2 separate regions of the Homo sapiens genome follow, and region 1 is linked to region 2. The links are chromatin loops, found by intact Hi-C in ENCODE. Cell type or tissue: PC-9. All regions are shown on one strand. Links, peaks and the distances in the headings refer to the core of each region. The heading gives the core; the rest is flanking DNA.

Region 1 (4,400 bases), core at 238-4,237, 85 kb before region 2:
TCCTGTTTATCCATTGCTTTTCTTCTTATTCTTTTTCTTCACTTGTCTTTTTCTCTAAAGTTATTTCTCTGAATATATTGTTCAGAAATCTGAATAAAGACAATTGTCATTAAATTTGAAGATATTTAATTCATTCATTAAAATTGAGTGAATTTACCAATGCTTCATAGTATTAACTTATTCAAAATATTATTTAAGCACCTACCATGTGCAGGCAATATTCTAGACACCCATGGTATAGCAGTGAATAAAAAGGACAAGAGTCCCTGTCTCTCTGATGGAGACAGGTGGAATTTTAAATTACCTCAAGACGTTACAGAAAATAATCAACAAAGTAGGATGATTTTTCAATAAGAGAAAAGAAAAAGTACAGTATATAATTCAGTTTTCAACAACAAAGCTCTAAGTGTCAGAGGCATTCGAACCAGAGCAACTCCATCTTGAATAAGGACTGAGAAAAATAAGGCTCAGACCTACTGGGCTGCCTTCCCAGGAGGTTAGGCATTCTTAGTCACAGAATGAGATAAGAGGGTAGCACAAAATATAGGTCGTTGGGGTGATCAGACCCAACACCAGGTCGTGGGGGTGACGAAGTCTGGCAGAGTCAAAGGGTTGAGAAAAAGACAGTTTGAGAAGTAAAGTGGAACCAGGGGCCATCGCGATTGGGGAGGCTGCAAAGGCCCCAAGCTCTGGGAGCCCACACTATTTATTGGTAATCCAACAAAGAAACAGGTGGTGAGAATGTGGCGGTCAAAAGGGCAGGTGCCTGATCTATAGCTGTGATGGTTTAGCATTTATAAGGAACATGTTCTGGTACTTGAGATGATGGGAATACAATCTATTTAGGAGCCTAGGAGGGCTAGAAGCAAGAAGCCAGCAAGTCTAGACACATTCCAGAGGACATTATGTCAGACATGCAAGCACTGCCTCAGCTTTCTTCCCAATACTCAGCTTTTTCCCAACATGTCCCCCTTCTCTTCTTTGTAAAAGAGAAGGTATCACTATTGCTATCATTATTACTAGCATAAAAGGTGGCCTTTTTTAACTGAGCAAGGCAATTGTAGGCTGTGCACTCCTTAATTGCCAGTTGGTGATCCAGCTTCATTTTTCTTAGCCCTTTTTCAAACTGGAGTCACTCTGGTTTGAATGCTTCCCACATACCTCCCCTTTCCCTTTTACAAGAGGACCCTTAATCCTAGGGGTTGCAGAAGGATGAACGTCCATCTTCTGTAACTTCTTCATGCTGAACAGGGGTGATGATACTCCTGCCTAACTATTAGGGTCTCTTTATTCAGGGTAGAGAGGAGCTGAGTCAGAAAGCATTGGTCCGTTAAGCATTGTGACTCCAGTCGGTCCTTGTTCTTTGCATTCAGATTCAACTGGCTCATGGCTCATACTGGCGGAACCCGGTCCATGGTTGGACCCTCCCATCTCCTGTTCTATGGTCGTACCCATCTCCTGTTCTATAGTTGTACACATCTTGAGGGCATCCACACGGTTTGTTCATCTCCTGCAAAAACACAAGCATACCCCCACCCCCACATTAGTAAATCTACTGAAACAGAAGCAAAAACTTTTGTGGCTGTAGCCGAGAGGCCACTGATAATGAGAAACAGGCCCCTTCTAACAAAAGGCACAGGGAAAGCAAATCGAGGCTTTTCAAACCTTCAATTCACACTGTACAGGTGGGTCCACTAGATGCCATGGTTCATGATAGATCTTCAGATGTTTGGTGGGCACCCACAAAGGCACCTGAGTGTCACCCGAAAGACACAAACTAATCCTCTTCCCCATAAAATTATCTTTAGGCAGGGATCGGAGGAAGTAGATTCAGAGGCAAGGAGAATTTTGGGGCCTAATGGCTTCCTGATGTTTGATAGGTGTTCCCTCAGAAGTTAGGAATTCCCTTTCTCTCCATATTGCTGTGTGGGCATGGAGGACTAGGTAAGTATACTTAGAGTCTGTATATATATTTATCCTTTTTCCTTCTCCTAATTCTAGTGTATAATGGCCCCTGCTTTTGCCAGGATATCTCTCCCTAACAAAGGAGTGGGGCTTTCAGGCATAATTAGAAAGGCATGTGAAAAGAGTAAAGTTCCCCAGTCACAACTTAGTGGTTGGGAGAGGTATCTAGTGACTGCCTGTCCTAGGACCCCTTAGATAGTGACAGATCTGGAAGACAGTTGTCCGAGACAGGAGAGTAAGACTGAGAAGGCTGCGCCAGTGTCCAGGAGACAGTTAACTTCCTGGCCCTCAATGGTCAAGCATACCTGGGGCTCTCTGAGGGTGAGGGCATGGGCTGGCGCTTGCCCCGGGCACCCTCAGTCCTGCTGCTGGATCGTCTGGTTAGTGGCTTCTGACTCAGAGGACCTTCGTCCCCTGGGGCAGTGGGACTTCCAGTGATTCCCTTGACATAAGGGGCATGGACAAGGGGGCGGCTTATTTCTATTCGGACAATCTTTTTTAAAGTGTCCTTATAGACCACACTGGAAGCAAGCCCTATTAGGCATTCGATTTGCCCAGCCTTTCCCTTTCCCAGAGCCTCCAAAGTCCGCTTGCCTGAGGGCCATGACTAAAGTGGTGGCCCCCTTTTTTTTTTAATCCTGTTTGTCCTGTTCCACCTGCTCCTCCTGATCTCTATTATAAAAAACCAAGGTTGCCAAGTTCAATAGGGTTTCTAAGTTTTGCTCCAGGCCTAAGGTGGACTTTTGAAGTTTTTTCTAGTATCTGCAGCTGACTGAGTGATAAATTTATCCTGTAAGATTAGTTGGCCTTCAATAGAGTCATGTGACAGAGAGATATGTTTCCTCAATGACTCCCTTAGTCTCTCCAGAAAGGCAGTAGGATTTTCTTCTTTCCTTGTGTTATAGTGGACATCATTGAATAATTTATAGGCTTCTGCCTAGTTTTCCTTAGTCCTTCTAGCACACAAGTTAGCAAATGTCTGTGGCACCAATCTCCGTGTTCTGATTCTGCATCCCAGTGAGGGTCTAGCCTAGGAACTGCCTGCTGGCCTGTGGGGAATTGTTCTCTTTCCTCTGTTGTCATCCTATCATTGACCTGACTGAGATACCAGAGATCACCAAACTCTCGGGCTGCAGTTATGACGGTACTTCTCTCATTTGGGGTTAGTGTCTGATCTAGCAGTAACATTATATCTCTCCATGTCAGATCAAAGGATTGTCCTAACCCTTGTAAAACATCAATACAGCCATCAGGGTTATCTGAGAATTTACCTAGGTCTATTTTAATTTGTTTCAAATCTGAGAGGTAAAAAGTTGCATACACTCTGACTAGGCCAAATTCTCCAGAATACATCTTAGGGGCGTTTTTGCCTTGTGGGGGAACATTTCCCATCTGAAAAAAGAACATAGGGATGCCAGCACCCCTAGTCATTTTCTGATAAGCATTAGTCCTAGAGTGTCGTCTATGGTCCTAATGCTTATTCCTTTCCAGGGTGCATAACCACCCATGGACTTCTGTTTATCGGACTCGTTACACTGACCAATGTACTGGTCCTGCATCTGTTTTCCCACCTTTCTTGACCACAAAGAAAGGAGTCTACGCTGCTGGATTCTAGTGGTCCTTTACCAGCATGCCCAACATTGCCTTTGAGCTCAGGGGCGAGTTCTAGAGCTGGGCTGGGTTCCTGAGTATTTCATAACAACCCAGCTGCTCCTTCAAGATGCACTCCCATAAACAATTCTTATGAAAATTTGTTTCAGAGAGGGTGTAGGTAACCTTTTGTGTCAGGATTAAGATAGAGTTTTTTTTATTCTGTAAGTACTTCAAGGCTTGGCTGACTGCAAACAGCTCGCACATTTGAGCAGACCAATTATTAGGCGATTTTTCTAACTCTGTTTCTACAAGAGTCTCCCTATCAATTACTGAATACCTGCTGTGGTTTTATCCCCTCAATCACCCAGGAGGAGCCATCTATCCTCCTGTCCTGAAGGGAGTTCCTCCTAGGTCTGCTCAGACCTTTGTATGGTAATTAAGATTTAAATCCCTCATTAAGAAACCTGCTGGGTTAAGGGAATTTTCAGTGGTTAATATTAAATCACCTTTTTCTAACAGAATAGCCCCATACTTTAAGATTTTTTAGTTAGTAAGCTACCTTTTTGCTTTTTTTTCTTAGGATAGCCCTGGACTGGTGAGGTGTGCTCACAATGAGGTTTCCTCTAAAGGTTATTTTTCCACTTTCTTCTGTTAGCGAAGCAGTTGCTGCTACCGATGGAATGCATTTGGACCATTCACGGGTTACTGGGTTAGGGATTTTTTGATAGGAAGGCTAGTGGTGGTCAGTGGTCTCAGTGCTTTCGGGCTACACCCTTGTTTACACTGACAACAAGGTAGTATTGGAGAGTTATAGAGTCACAGAGAAGACCCTCAACTATCAA
Region 2 (4,370 bases), core at 371-4,370:
TTATCCTCTCTCCTGCTGAATCTGATAGGAGTATAATTTTATTCCAGAATGCCGCATGTATCTTTCACCTAAGTAGTACTATATGAAGAGAACTTGGCGTCCCTTCCACAGCAGAAGGTTGTGCATATGGCTTCCAGGTTAGGTTATTTTGAGGAAGAATTGCGCATTTCAACCCTCTTAGCACATTGGTGTCATTCGGGGCTTGGGGGCATAGGTTTGAAGTCAGTTGTGAGTTCAGATCCCAGTTCTGCCACTTCTAGCTGTTACAGACAAGTTACACATTTTCCTTCAACCTCACATTCTCATCCTTAAACCCAGAAGTTTGCTTGAGATTTGAGTGACATACGTCTGTAGAACATTTGGCAAGGTACCTCACCCAGCAGGAATATGGTCATTTTGATAGACTGTACACATTAATTTGATTAAACCTCATGCCTGAATTTACACCAAATTTTGTTCTTCTGATGGGAGTTACATGCAGTGATAAAGCTAGGTAATCCACTTGTCATTGCAGAGTCATCCTCTCCCTGAAGTGAGTTGGGCAAATTGAGGAATATATATGCATCCATAATATTAATATGATATAACATCTTTGATATTTACGTATCAGGTGCTTTAAGATCTGCAGTTTTTAAATATTGAATGTCAGAACCCTCTTTCACTACTTTGCAGGGACATAGCTTTGAGCACCAGCAGCAGAGAGCAGATATATTTATGTATGCTTTATTTGGCTGTACCACCCATGAATTTCCTCCTGATTCTTGGCTTTCTGTGTCTAGATATTACAAAATTTTGATATACTTCTTAGGTGAATTTCAAGCTACTTTGAAAGTTCATCTTATGCCAGGTAACCTAATAAATATCTACTTTCAGGATATTCTTCAGTCTACAAAGTCTCCATTTTTTTTTTTTTTTTTTGAGACGGAGCCTCACTCTGTCACCAGTCTGGAGTGCAGTGGCGTGATCTCGGCTCACTGCAACCTCCAACTCCCTGGTTCAAGCGATTCTCCTGCCTCAGCCTCCCGAGTAGCTGGGATTACAAGCACATGCCACCACACCCAGCAATTTTTGTATTTTTAGGAGAGATGGGGTTTCACCATGTTGGCCAGGATGGTCTCGATCTCCTGACCTCGTGATCCGCGCACCTTGGCCTCCCCAGGTGCTGGAATTACACCATGCCTGGTGCTGGTGAGCCACCGTGCCTGGCCAAAAGTGTCCATTTTTATTGAGTAAAACTGAAGAATGTTTCCAGCATGAAAACAGATGAGGGGAGGGGTTAGGCCATGGATCTTTATGGCACCAGGAACACTCTTGCATCATAACCTGTTTGTTTTTAAGCATGTTTATCCTATTATATAAGCCAATTATTAATTGAGAAGATTGAGCAGTAGCATGTTTTTTTTAGGTTACCAATTGCCTTTGATCAAAGTCTCTCAGACCTTTTCTGAAATAACATCTAAAAACTCAACTTATTTGACATATGGATGCTAGTGGATATGTTCTGACCATCTGGGCAACCAGGAAAACAGTTTATTGTGATATGTGGGATATTGCTGAAATGAAATAACCTTTGTTTTCACAACTTGAGTCATGAAGTACATTTGTTTTTATTAAAATTAAAAGTTCAGCTTGGTAATACTGAAGATTAAAAATTGAGACCCACCCCCCACCCCAAGAACTAGGGGTAAATAGACTCATATGAAATGATGTCATCTAGTGGACAAAACTGCGTAATTCTACTTTTTTGCTCAAATGGAATTATATAGATTATATAGCAGCAGCTTTCATACATAGTGAAAAATCAACTGGAAAAAAAAAGCATTTTGCATGATTAATTGACCACCCCAGATGGAAAAATAAGAAATTAGAAAATTTATTTTATCTGCTATATGGCAAACGCTAAGGGATTTTTTTTTTTTTTTTTTTTTTTTTTTTTTTGGACAGAGTCTCGTTCTGTCGCCCAGGCTGGAGTGCAGTGGCGCGATCTCAGCTCACTGCAAGCTCCGCCTCCACTAAGGGAGTTTTTTTATTGCATTTAGTTTCAAAATGTGGTAATTCCGGAATGACCAGATCCACATTCACTACTTGTCAACGTATTTCACAAACATTTGTCCATTTGATTTTATCTACAATGAATGTCAAGATGTTTAATTACCTAGCAGGATTTTATTTTGAGACAGGGTCTTGCTCTTTCGCCCAGGTCTTGTTCTTTCGATCTCAGCTCACTGCAACTTCCACTTCCTGGGTTCAAGTGATTCTCAGGCCTCAGCCTCCCAACTAGCTGGGATTACAGGTGCATACCACCATGCCCGGCTATTTTTTTTTTGAGATGGAGTCTTGCTCTGTCACCCAGGCTGGAGTGCAGTGGCACCATCTCGGCTCACTGCAACCTCCGCCTCCTGGGTTCAAGTGATTTTCCTGCCTCAGCCTCCTGAGTAGTTGGGATTACAGGCGCCCACGACCGTGCCTGGCTAATTTTTGTATTTTTAGTAGAAACGGGTTTTCACCATGTTGGTCAGGCTGGTCTCGAACTCCTGACCTCAGGTGATCTGACTGCCTCTGCCTCCCAAAGTGCTGGGATTACAGACCTAAGCCACCGCACCTGGCCCTTTTTTTGTATTTTTAGTAGAGATGGGGTTTCACCATGTTGGCCAGGCTGGTCTTGAATTCCTGATCTCAAGTGATCCACCTGCCTCAGCCTCCCAAAGTGCTGGGATTACAGGTGTGAGCCACCGCTCTCAGCCCAACTAGCTGGATTTTAGACTGTGGAAAATAAATGTCTTTATTTAGAGTAGCTTAGAAAAAATTAGTTTGTGAAAATAAGTATGCTAATTATAAGATGGAAATCAAAAGTCTTGAGTCTTCATTGGCTGTTATTAATTTTTAATTAGGTAATTAGTTTTTATCCTACCTAATTTTGGTCTGTTTTTGAGTTTTTGCAAATCAAGTAACTTTTGTATGCCTTAGTTTCTTCGTTTGCAAAATGAAGGTATGTTAATACTCAAAAAAGATTTATTGGATGGATGATTATGTGCCCCTCACATTGGCAGATACTGGAAGCACAGTTATGAATAAAACACAGTTCCTGATATCAGAGAACACAATCTTTAGGAAAAACATATGATAATTTTCATATGAGCCAATAAGAACAGTGAGTGACGTACCCTGGCACATAGAAATATCAAGGAATGGTAGCCAGTTCAAGCCCAAAAGCAAGTGGAGATATGACCAAGGAAGGCTGCCCAGAGGAGGCCAAACCCTCCAGTTAAGGCTTAAAGGATGAGTGAGAATTAATAAGCAAAAGAGGGGAGTAGAGAGTGAGAGGGAACTCTAAACCAAGATTGCCAATGTAGATGTGTAAGATAACACTATGGGTGAGGCATTTGACAAAACCAGAGCTTTCTGGGAATCTTAAGGGGATATGAATTCTACTAGGTGTACAGAGTAGGATTCCAAAGGACTCTGATCTTGCGAAGTGGGGCCAGTTGGAGAAGCCCCAGAAGTATCCCCGAGGGCCTGCTCTAGGCCGTCTGGAAAACTTAGCTTCCCTTTTGTGAGTTAACAACCGGCCTTTTAGTTACAGTCTTCCAGGTATTGAATGCATTTCTTGGGTTTAATGTCAGGCTAATATGGACCTCTCCAGTGAAGTACAGTTTTATTATATGAAGTAAATGATGGACTCATTAAATGTGAGATCAATGAAGTGGTTAATCCTGCCAAGTCACCTCGTAACCCAGAGGCATTATGAATGGAATGCTGACTTCCAGAAATAAAATTCTAAAATCTATTACGGTGCTATCCATGTCTTTGTAATGAACATTCGCCTTTTACTTGTTAGTTTTATTTTGGTTGTTCTTGGTGGTAAGTAGGTTTGGTTTGGTGGCTGATAGTTTAAAGAAAAATAGTACTATTACTAATACAAAATCATCACATTTTAAACTAAGTATTTGATTTGCAAGAAAATGGTTTATTTTTATATTTTATTATTTTTTCTTTTTCATACAATAATTCCATTGAATTAATTTCTTATCTATTTCCAGATTTAAAAGAACCAGTTTCCATCTAAACTTTAAATGTCCCCCAAAATTGGAGAAGGCCTTAAATGAATACAACTTTTGTTTTTACAGATACAGGCTAGTTCCAAAGGTTTATTTTCCTGAGCAAATTCATGATGTTGTACGGGCCACAAAGTATTTCCTGAAGCCAGAAGTCTTACAGAAGTATATGGTTGATCCAGGCAGAATTTGCATTTCTGGTGACAGTGCTGGTGGAAATCTGGCTGCTGCCCTTGGACAACAGGTAACACCACTGTCCTAAGGTGCTGGTGGGTTAAGCGGTGCATGACAAGGTCTAGCAGACCAACACACCCT

What was found. Hi-C counts contacts between places; a loop is a spot of excess contacts. Peaks named below come from ENCODE experiments on the same cell type or tissue, not always from the same donor. Only the 100,000 strongest peaks of a DNase experiment are listed, where the experiment ranks them.
Region 1: a loop joins it to region 2, with 10 times the contacts of the local background. A loop is called at or near these places in 1 of 110 quality-filtered maps.

The regions. Positions count from the first base shown.
Region 1 is chr3:172,720,894-172,725,293 of GRCh38, reverse strand. No RefSeq gene overlaps it. Among named protein-coding and RNA genes, the nearest start is that of NCEH1, 12 kb to the right of the region's middle. In PC-9, for the core only: no CTCF peak of the experiment used is centred there; a DNase peak (open chromatin) is centred at 2,463; H3K4me3 peaks cover 1,103 bases; H3K27ac peaks cover 3,202 bases.
Region 2 is chr3:172,635,845-172,640,214 of GRCh38, reverse strand. NCEH1 (neutral cholesterol ester hydrolase 1) reads left to right here. Exons shown (of 5, transcript NM_020792.6): 4 at 4,128-4,299. Among named protein-coding and RNA genes, the nearest start is that of LINC02068, 42 kb to the right of the region's middle. In PC-9, for the core only: no CTCF peak of the experiment used is centred there; a DNase peak (open chromatin) is centred at 2,054; H3K27ac peaks cover 392 bases.